Linked DNA regions of Homo sapiens: region 1 is linked to region 2. Evidence: chromatin loops called from intact Hi-C (ENCODE). Cell type or tissue: CD4-positive, alpha-beta T cell. All regions are shown on one strand. Links, peaks and the distances in the headings refer to the core of each region. The heading gives the core; the rest is flanking DNA.

Region 1 (5,389 bases), core at 305-5,304, 45 kb before region 2:
TAGGGTCAAATAAAACCCATCTGATGAGAATTTACGGTTTGTAGGGCATGACTCCCTAGACCCCTAGGTAGGAATTTGGGCAAGATAAAAAATGAGAGCTTAGTCCTCAGAAGTTAGCAAGTGTGTGAACCCAGATTATGGGGAACCTCAAATCTGGGGCTAAGGAGGACATCACATCCTTTCTGAAATGGTGACTGAATGTTGAGTGAACTCAGTGTTTGAGGGTGGTTGATTTGGCGATGGGGTACAGAATAGATGGGGAGACCGGAGGCAGGTGGACTGGCCTGGGCAGCTGTTGTGGAATGCCATCTGTAAGGTGATAGGGGCTTGGATGCAGCAGGAATGGAAATGAGGGATAAACAGGAGACTGAGTTGTGGGACTCCTCCAGAGGCTATGTCCGGAGCTTGCAGTTATCGGAAGGCATTTTGCATGGTGGGGCCTGGGATGCGGGTGGTAAATGGGGCTGTGCATGCAGGGTTTATGTCTTGTTTTATCCTCATCTGTGGCACCTGAAACATAGTTTGCACTCTCGGTCAGTATTTATTGAGGCAGTGCCTACACGGTGGTCCTGTTGACAGAAGGGGAAGAGTCTTAAGAAACACTGATGTGGAAAGGTGCTGAGCTTCATGAAGTTGGAGCATGGTGGGGCATCCAAGTGGAGATGCCCAACAAGCGATAAGCCAGGGGGGACCCAGCTAGAGCTGCAGATGGCTTCAGTTCATTGGTATTTAGGAGATGAAAGTACAGGAGGAATAAAGATGAGCAGATACCTTAAAGGCTACAGAAAGAATAAGAAAAATGTGCCAATCACCATAATAGGAGGCAGAACATGTTAAATGTTAAGAAAAAAATGGTCACAAAGTGTTACAAAGATTCAGAAATAAGAAATCCCATCTGGTTGAGGGGAGATCAGGAAAGTGTCCTTGGAGGAGGTGGCATTTTGATGGGCAGAGGAAGGCAAGAGGAGGAGGCAGCGGGCCGGGGCAGGGGTGCACAGGTGGGCATGCCTGGATGCCAGCTCACCCTGGCGAGCTCAGATGTGCAGGCTTTTTAGGAGACTCTATGAAGTGGAAGTGGAAGATGAACTGAGTGGGGAAAATGAAAAGGGGATCTTGGGATGAGGGTCTTACTCTTTGCAAATGCATTGCCTGTGGCATCTCCTTTCCCAGCAGCCGTGGGATCAGGAGCTCCTTATCTGCCATGCTTGTTAAAACGAGACTGTCTTTGGGGAAGGAAAGAAAACAGCACTTTTTGCTGTGGCTTCTTTAGCCCTTGGCCCTCAGGCTCAGCCCACTCTGCCTGACTCCAGGAGCGTGTGGAGAGAGGCTGTGAAGTCTCACACTGTCCCGGAGATAACCCAGAGCAGGTGTTATAGGAACTTTCCTTAAAAAAGCAACCACATGGTTCTTTAAGGCCACAGGATTTTCAGGGAGAACTTCAGGGATAGAAGGGAGAGGAGGGAATGAAATCATTTTACAGTGTTTATTTGCATATATTATAGAAGACATTTCAGACATATTAAAGATGAGAAACAAGAAGGCTACAGTAGTCTGAGTACATCCTGTATTCCTAAGAAACAAATGTGCAAACATCTCAAATCCAGACATGGGTATACGTTTTAGACCAGAGAAATAGAAATTCTAGACCTTGTACATTGCTTAGAGGATTAAAAAGGAATGGGCATATGATGGCCATGGAGGAGAGAAGGATAGCTGTGTTTTGTGGTTTAGAAGATTGTCTCTTTAAAGCTTTGAGAGCCTTCATTGATGGATAAACTAGGAGGCCTTGAACACACTGGTTATTAAATGTTAATGTGACATATTGAGGTTGGAACCTTGCTCCAGAGTAACATGCAAATATTAGTTTTCAGAACACCTGAGCTTGTGGCCTTGAGCCTAACACAACTGACAGTAGCCTCCAAGTCCAGGCTGACTCAGTTGAGTTGGTCTGTTTCAGAGGATTAAGTCCTTCTCTGTATACAGTTGAGAATTTCTCCCTCACATAGATGAAGTACGTTTAGTAAGTATGTCATGTATACTTTCAATTAATTACCAATCCATTTATTCATTCAAAAACATGTATGAAGTACCTAGCCAGATAACTGCCTCTGGCACTTGTTGAGCATTTCTATATGCCAGGCACATATCTTATAAGAGCTTGCAGTAGATCAGCTTATTTAATCTTCCCAACAACCCTGTAACGTGGGCATTTTTATTCTCCCCATTTTACAGATGAGGCAACTGAGACAGAGAGAGGTTAGGTGGCTTGCCTGAGGTTACCTGGCTGGGAAGTAGTGGTTCTGAGATTGGAACCCTGGCAGAGCTCATGCTGAGCCGTGAAGTTTTAACTGTTAGGCCAGATGGCCTGGCATGCTTGTGAAATTGCCTTGGACTAGAACAAATGGGAAGCTTATTCAAAACATGTATTTATTCTAGTAACCTCATAGGTCATTCAGTATGTAGGAAATGCCATGGAACCAACGACTCAAATAATTTGGTATAAATGTGTTTACATTTCAGCAGCTTCACAGTTTGAGGAACTTTGGATGTTTGTCTCCATTCTGCTGAACAGAGCAGACCTTTCAATTTAGGTTTAAGCCAAATGCTGTTGGTAATTAATGATGCTACGGAGGCCAATTCTAGGAAAAAATAACACTTTAGCATCCAGCATGGTGCAGTCTGAAAGGCTGGCGCCTTTGCTGTGGTTCTTCTTACACAAAGCACCTTATTGACATCACAAAACCACTGAGGGACTCCTTCTAGTCACCAAAGGTACAAAACCACCCTGGGCCGGGGAGTTTGTCTCCACTGAGAATAAAAGCCATGCAGACTTAGCAGCTGGGCGGGTGTTTCTTCTGCCCTCCTGCTGGCTTGCAGGCCAGGACTCCTGCTGTGTGTGTGCAAGAAATTCAGTCCTTGGAACTCCCCTGGGAAACCCAGGGTTTTGGCTTTATACCCAATCTGACAAGAAAGGGCCCTCCCTGCCCCCACCCAAACCATTGCCAGGGCAATGAATTCTCATCAACTCCACATCCGGAAGGAATCTGGAAAACCCGGCTCAGAGCTTCTGAAGAGGCTGCTACAGGGTATTTTAACAGCAAATCCCAAAGCCTTAACAGCTGTTGATATGGAGACCATTTAAAAACGTGTGTTCGTAACCCAAGTAATAGATGTCCACTGTAGAAACACAGGAAAATATAGATAAGAAGAATTAAAGCCCCTTTATGGGATCCTATTTTGTTTGTATACTAATCCTTGTTTAATCTGGGAAGGGGAACAAGTTAACAAACCATTCGGACGAAAGTTGATACAAACTTGAATTTTCCACCAGAATGTTTAGGGAAGGTAATGTGTCAATACCTTTTTCCTTTATGAAAAAAGTGTTAATAAAATTAGCATTGAAGAAAACTAGCCAGCCAGGTATGGTGGCTCACGCCTGTAATCCCAGCACTTTGGGAGGCTGAGGTGGGCAGATCACTTGAGGTCAGGAGTTCGAGACCAGCCTGGCCAACGTAATGAAACCCCTTCTCTACTAAAAATACAAAAATTAGTCGGTGGTGGGTGCCTGTAATCCCAGCTGCTTGGGAGGCTGAGGCAGGAGAATCGCTTAAACCCAGGAAGTGGAGGTTATAGTGAACCAAGATCGCGCCATTGCACTCCAGCCTGGGTGACAGAGCGAGACTGTCTCCAAAAGAAAAGAAAATTAAAATTAAACTGTTCACAGCCCCTCAGAATTAACGTTGCCAGTTTTCCTGAGATGGTAAGGTCGTTTCCTGGCCCATGCCTAGCCTACCTAACCTCTCTCTGCTGCTCTGTTGATCATGGCCCAAGTCAGGTGAACCTATATGAAGAAGTCTGTTTGCTTTACTTCCCAGACACCAAATGGATTGCTTCTGACTCCGAGTCCACTGCTCTCCAGCATACATTTCTGGAGCAGCCTTAGTCCAGTTGCTCCGCTGAGTCCTGCCAGGCTGCAAGGGCCAAGCACGCTGTTCCAGGTGAGCGTTTGGAAATGAACTTTTGAACATTAAGCTTCTGAGGGATGGTTTTTTCTCTAAATCCTGCAGAGGTAACGGTGAGTTTTGCCATATGTTGAGTTGAAATATTAAATGTCCAGAGGGGGTTCATGTTAGTGGGGTTGCACGCCCTTCAGAGGCAGACATTTTCATTGAGGCAGAAATTGCAGACTCATGCCAGACACCCATACGTGGAACAATTAGTTCTTAAAGTGTTTTGCATATTTTCATTTGTCTATGAAAACAGGAAATTTATTAAGGAAAAGGCAAAACTTTAAGAATTATTCTTTAGGCCAGTGTGATGGCTCACACCTGTAATCCCAGCACTTTGGGAGGTTGAGGGTGGGAGGATTGTTTGAGCCCAGGAGTTTGAGACCAGCCTGGGCAACACAGCAAGACCCCATCTATATTTAAAATAAAATGAAAATAAATATTATTATTTATAAAAGTCCACAAAAGACTTTAAAATATTAATCCTCCTAGTTAATGTAGCAACTTGTTTGACATAAAGTGAAAATAAAAATAGTGAACAATTTCCCCATCCTGGGATAGAAAAATTACTTGCATCATTTTATGAATCATCATTAAGTTCTCCTTGTTCTGTAATGAAAAAGGAGAATCCAGGGCATTTGGTTAAAAAATAATGAAGACTTAGCTGCTTTATCTTATAGAACTCTCCATACTAGGCGAGCACCTTCATTATTCATTCACACACCAGAATCTTGCAGGACCGTCACTTGCTATCATGGAGAAATCAGTATTTCCTCCTTGAGACCCATAGATCATTACTCACTGATTAAGGTGTTACTGTTTGAATATGTTGAGTGCAGGTGGAAAGAATCCTAGGGACAGGACTGAAGAAAAGGTGGACCCAGTGCAAACTCCCTCTTTCCCAAATTCTAGCTTTTCTCATCGTCCCTGCCTGTATCCTGTGCCCCACAGTGTGGCTTACCCCAAGTTAGTTGCAGCTCTTTGGATACCATTTCATCTAGCACGTGGCACTTTGTATTATGATTGCCTGTTGATCTGGCAATCTTTCTCACTAAACTATGGGCCCTCGAGACCAGAATGGAATCCTGTTCACTGTGGTGTCCCCAGCATCTGGCACATGGCTTGGTACACAAGTGAGGCTCAGTAATAATTGACTGTCTAAATGAATTCACAAAGAGAAGTCTGAGAAAGGCCAGTATTAATAGCAAGTCTTCATGATCATCTGAGCTGGTCATTTTGCTTGTCAAGGTTAATGTCTGCTGAGTACCTCCTCTGTGCCAGGAGCTGTACATGCTGGGATTCAGGGTCTCTTTGTAAGGGTGGAGCTAAAGAGGTTTTGATTGCCATCTTGCTTCTTTGGTTTCCTAGTGGAGTTAGGGTAG
Region 2 (5,389 bases), core at 70-5,069:
GGACTGAGAGAGCAGAAATATTTTAAAAAGTAAAACAGAATGGGAAAAGAATTTTCTTAAAGTTGCTTTCTAGTACCCCTTTATAGATAATGGAAAAGGTAATGATAATCTAAAGAAAGATCCACTTGCTTAGAATGGTGCTAATGCCCTTAAATAAAAAGCCAGTTAAAGGAAATAATGTTTTTTAATACATAATCTCAGTTCTCAAAGGTGTATAAATTATGCCAGATGATTAAACGTTGTGATTTAGTCAAACTCTAGAGGTCTAAATACGCAATTTTCCTTGGAACTGTGGAATAAAATTAAAATAATCCTTGGTAATTAGACTTGCATCACTTACCATTTCAGACAATAGGATAAATTATCCAAAGCTGAATGGCCAAAAGTAGCAGAGGCCCCTCAAAATAACTGTTTTTATCTTTTTGTTACAATGATATGTATCATATTAAAAGCCATGTGGAAAACTGCACGTCCAATAGTACTTAATTCAATTTTAGTAAACTAATTAAAACTTTGGTCACAGGTATTATTGAATGAATGAAAAATTATTTTTGCATTCTATGACATTTTCCTATGACGTTTTTCATAAAACATTAAATTTTAAAAATGAAGTTTTACGACCATCATACACTATTCATCCATGTATTGTCTTGAACATGACTCAGTATTAAGTCCTTCGCTTTCTAGTATCAATAACTATGCAAAATAAAGAAGTAAAACTACAATAGATAACATTTTTAAAATACAAGTGAAGTTTTTAAAATCAGTATGAAAAACATGGCAAATAGCCCACTATCTGGTACATGACAGTCTGATTACGAATAATCTTTTAATTTATATATGTTTTATATAGCCTATTTATATATGATCTTAAATACTTTACTCCATAAAAAAGGCTACTTGCCAAGATCACAGAAACTAATAAAATATCTTTATTCTGATACTTATCTCTGGAATTTAGGTGCTTAAATTCATGAATATGGAACTACCGCATTTTTGCCATGAATTTTAAGTTTTGTGTCATCTTTTATGGGGGAAAAAACACTATATTGAGAATAAATGCAAACTAGTATGAACAAAAGAATGAATGTTCCTGAAAAAAATATTTAAAATGTCATTATAACAATGAGAAGCACACGGGAAATAAGACTGTAAGCTAGGCATTTTTTCTTCTCAGGAGTAGAGAAATTTTCTTATTAATCCTTTTATCTTAAATGAATGAATACTACTATGTTCTTAAAACATCAAATACACTAGGGTCCAATGGTTACTATGACAAAATGTCGAGGTTTGCTTTAAAGACTATGTAAATGGACTACAAATTAGACTGTAAAGACAAATATGTAAGAGGTTAAGTTTAAATTTGAATAATCAGTCTATAAAATAAACAACACTACTGAATTCCACCCATGCAGGCAGGCAGGCAGGCAGAGAATTCAGACAAAGGCACAATTACACTAGTGAATTGTCTGTCAGATCCTAATTCAAAAAGTAAAAGCTTAGCCCCCAATTTAGTAATTTCCAACTTAGGATTTAATGATTACATCAAAACAGTACTTACTGAATCTTTAAATAAAATTTTTAGAAAATTTTGCTTGCATTTTTATTTGCTGAACACAACAAGATTAACAATAGATATAATGACTAGCTTGTTGACGTGCTCTCCTACAGAAATTATTCAGAGGACAGAGGACAAAGCTCATTTATTCAACATTTACCCAGCACAATGTTAGGTGCTAGAGAAGACAGACATGATTCCCACTTTCATGAGTTCACAATCTAGCCTGAGTTCCATCCTAGATTATTTTAGAATATTTTAAAAGTTTCACAGAAACAGAAATAATAGCTAAAGAAATAGCACAATAAGCTTTATAATGTGTATGTTGTTGTTCCAGTCTCTGCAGAAACTCAAAAATTGCCAATGCCAACTATAATCACAAGTTGTCATGGTGGGGGTATTTGGGAAAAATTTTCAATTAGCAATAACTGTGCCTTGGATAAACCTCGGGTATGATACTATCACTGCTCAAAGCTTATATTTTCATGTAATATAAGAGCCCCCTTAATGCTGCTTTCCAGACAAATGAAGATAATTTTTTCTGATATTTCACTGTTCCAAGAAAATACTTCACTTTTTGACAGCCCCAAGCAAATTCCTATTCAGATGGCTCTTAGAGTATAAACACATGAAAATTCTAAATATATATATAAATTAAATTATAATTTATAATAGTCTTCCTAGAATTCACTGTAACTTGTAAGCAATACCAAGCCTTATGGGAAACTTTTTGTTTACTTTGGATCTAGCAACATAATTACTCTATCACAGGCTGGAGATGCTGTTCTAGCTGAGCTTCAAAACAAATGAAGCACCAGAGGTCCCCCTTATCCACAGGGGATACTTCTAAGAACACCAGTGGATGCCTGAAACAGCAGACAGCACTGAAACCTGTATGTACTAGGTTTTTCCCTATACATATTAAATACACTCCTAAGATAAAGTTTAATTTATAAATTTTGCAGAGTAAGAGATCAACTAATAAAACAAATAACCATAATAATACACTGTAATAAAAGTTACGTGAATGCAGTCTCTATCTCTTGCTCTCAAAATAATCATACTGGCATTGTATTCACCTATCCTCAGACTATGTTTGACCTCACATAACTGAAATTGTGGAAAATGAAACCACAGATAAAGGGGGAAGCTTCTGTATGTACAGAGGATCCATAGATGACATTTTAAGAGTGAGTATATATTAATACATAAGAAACGGGGCCGGGCACGGTGGCTCATGCCTGTAATCCCAGCACTTTCGGAGGCCGAGAAGGGCGGATCATGAGGTCAGGAGATCAAGACCATCCTGGCCAACATAGTGAAACCCTGTCTCTACTAAAAATACAAAAATTAGCTGGGTGTGGTGGTGCATACCTATAATCCCAGCTACTCGGGAGGCTGAGGCAGAAGAATCGCTTGAACCCAGGAGGCGGAGATTGCAGTGAGCCAAGATCGTGCCACTGCACTCCAGCCTGGCGACAGAGCAAGACTCTGTCTCAAAAAACAACAAAAAAGAAACAGCAGGGGAAGAGGGAGGCTTTTTCAAACATTCATTTCCCTCTCTGTGGGAATTACCGAGTTACTGTTAACGAAAGAAATGTGTTTTATCCCTTAGACTTGGTGGGCAGGGGGAAAGACTGAGAATCTCTATTCTACTCAGTCACTTTGTCTTACAAAAATTGCTATTATCATCACCACAATACCACCTTAATCCTGTACTCCTGTACATAATATGCTAAAGGTAAATTCTGTGGGACTTTGAACCTCACTCCCACATTCCATCTTATATTTCTAATTGCTGAGAGATGTAAGGACTTGATTGTATTTTCTCACCTGCTCTGAGAATTAAGAAAGGTCTATATAGTCTATTGGTAAAACCAGGAATGAAGAATCCAAACATTCATTGTTTAGGAAGGCATATGCTCTTAAAATGTATAAACCTATAATTTGAATACAATAAGACAAATTTTTATATATGGATGACCTCCATTATAATTGAAGCTGCACTCAGTCTCACAAAACTTCCACTGGGTATACCATTATCGTAAGGGCAAGGAAGCTCTGATGAATCCTGACTATCTACATATAGGCTTTGCCACTATTCTAATATTTAACTAAATATGTTGACAATGTTTTATTTCTTATCAATCATAAAGGACTACTAAATAGCACGTCACCATCCAATAGCCAATATTTTTAACATGACATATGATCACTAAATGTAATGTGGTATCCTGGAGGGAGTATCGGGACAGAAAAACAACACTGACAAAAAATTAGTGAAATCTGAATAAAGTATGGAGTTTTGTTACTAGTAATGTACCAATGTTGGTTCCTTAGTTGTGACAAATGTATTAAAGTAATATAAAATGTTAATAATATGGTAACTGGGTATGTGGTATAGAAGAACTATATAATTTTTGTAATTTTTTCTGTAAATCTAAAACTAAAATTATGTTTATGTAAATAAAAAGTCACTGGAAAGGATTAAGGTAAGAAATGGGAGACTGAACACACATCAGTTTATAGGGATAACAGATAGTCTTAAGCATCCTGAAAAGATGGGATAGTAAGGGGGACAACTTCTCAAGATTAAAAACAAAAAAGAACAGAATGGGTATATGCATAGGTAGATTTGCAAGTTTGTTATACAGAAAAGGAGGGAGTTTTCGGTTAATGGCCACCCCCTTTTTTTTTGAGACAGGGTCTCTTGCTCTGTCGACAAGGCTGGAGTGCAGTGGTGCAATCATGGCTCACCACAACCTCATCCTCTTGGGCTCAAGTGATCTTCTCACCTCCTACCTACTGAGTAGCTGGGACTACAAAGGTGTGCCACCACGCCTGGCTAGTTTTGTTAATTTTTTGTAAAGATGGAGGTCTCACTATGTTGCCCAGGCTGGTCTTGGACTCCTGGGCTCAAGCAAACCTCCTGCCTCAGCCTCTCAAAGTGGTGGGATTACAGGCATGAGCCACAACATCTGGCCCTCTCTCTTTTTTATGATATAGGAAGAGAGATCATCTGCTTACAGTAAGAGAGGAAGAGTTAATCAGAGAAAGACAGTGGGATAGCCAGACAACACTGGGGATCTATGCGAGATTGATGACCATAAATTTATATTAGACCCATTCAGCCCTACTGTATAACTTTCTCCAGGAAAAATGAATTGTTTCTTAATTCCTACTCAAGCAAAGGTTTTATGTTATTTTTACTACTCATTATATATTGCCATTAGAAAATATGAAAATAGGCCAGGAGAGGTAGCTTACACCTGTAATGTCAGTGATTTTGGAGGCCAAAGCGGGAGGACTGCTTGAGGCCAGGAGTTCAAGACAAGCCTGGATAATATAGTATGACCCTGTCTCTACAAATAATTTGTACAAAAAAAAAAATTATATATATATATGAGAACAACACATTGAAAGTTTAAAACTTTTAGAAGACAAGGCTAAATTTTACATTTTACCTTAAAAAATATTTTATTTTTTAGATTAAGGGTATATTATCCATGGAAAAATGAAGTCTAGTACATGTGAAGAATATTTTTCTTTTCCTACCTCCTTTCTATCCATCCCTAATCTTTACCCATCTCCTTTACACATAAACCAAGGGTCCAGACTTCTATGCTGAAGAACTGATCTCTTTGAAAAAACTTTTACTTTTTAGGTATATAAAGAATATATTATCCACAGATACACAAATTCTAATACATATAAAAAAATGAGTTTCTTTTTCCCACTCCTTTTCCATCCATCCCTAACTTTCACATGCCCTCCCTTCACTGACTATGTTCAAATATAAACCTAGGGTAGAGATTTTCATTTTGAAGAATA

Evidence for each region. A loop is a pair of places that touch in the nucleus more often than their neighbours do. Peaks named below come from ENCODE experiments on the same cell type or tissue, not always from the same donor. Only the 100,000 strongest peaks of a DNase experiment are listed, where the experiment ranks them.
Region 1: it touches region 2 in a loop (1.9-fold over the local background); 3 of 110 quality-filtered maps call a loop at or near these places.

What each region holds. Positions count from the first base shown.
Region 1 is chr12:96,255,856-96,261,244 of GRCh38, forward strand. ELK3 (ETS transcription factor ELK3) reads left to right here. Exons shown (of 5, transcript NM_005230.4): 4 at 3,876-3,998. Among named protein-coding and RNA genes, the nearest start is that of ELK3, 64 kb to the left of the region's middle. In CD4-positive, alpha-beta T cell, for the core only: no CTCF peak of the experiment used is centred there; a DNase peak (open chromatin) is centred at 2,786; H3K27ac peaks cover 162 bases.
Region 2 is chr12:96,301,480-96,306,868 of GRCh38, forward strand. The region is part of intron 5 of CDK17 (cyclin dependent kinase 17); the gene reads right to left. It also overlaps the pseudogene RNU4-24P. Among named protein-coding and RNA genes, the nearest start is that of CDK17, 96 kb to the right of the region's middle. In CD4-positive, alpha-beta T cell, for the core only: a CTCF peak has its summit at 1,957; no DNase peak of the experiment used is centred there.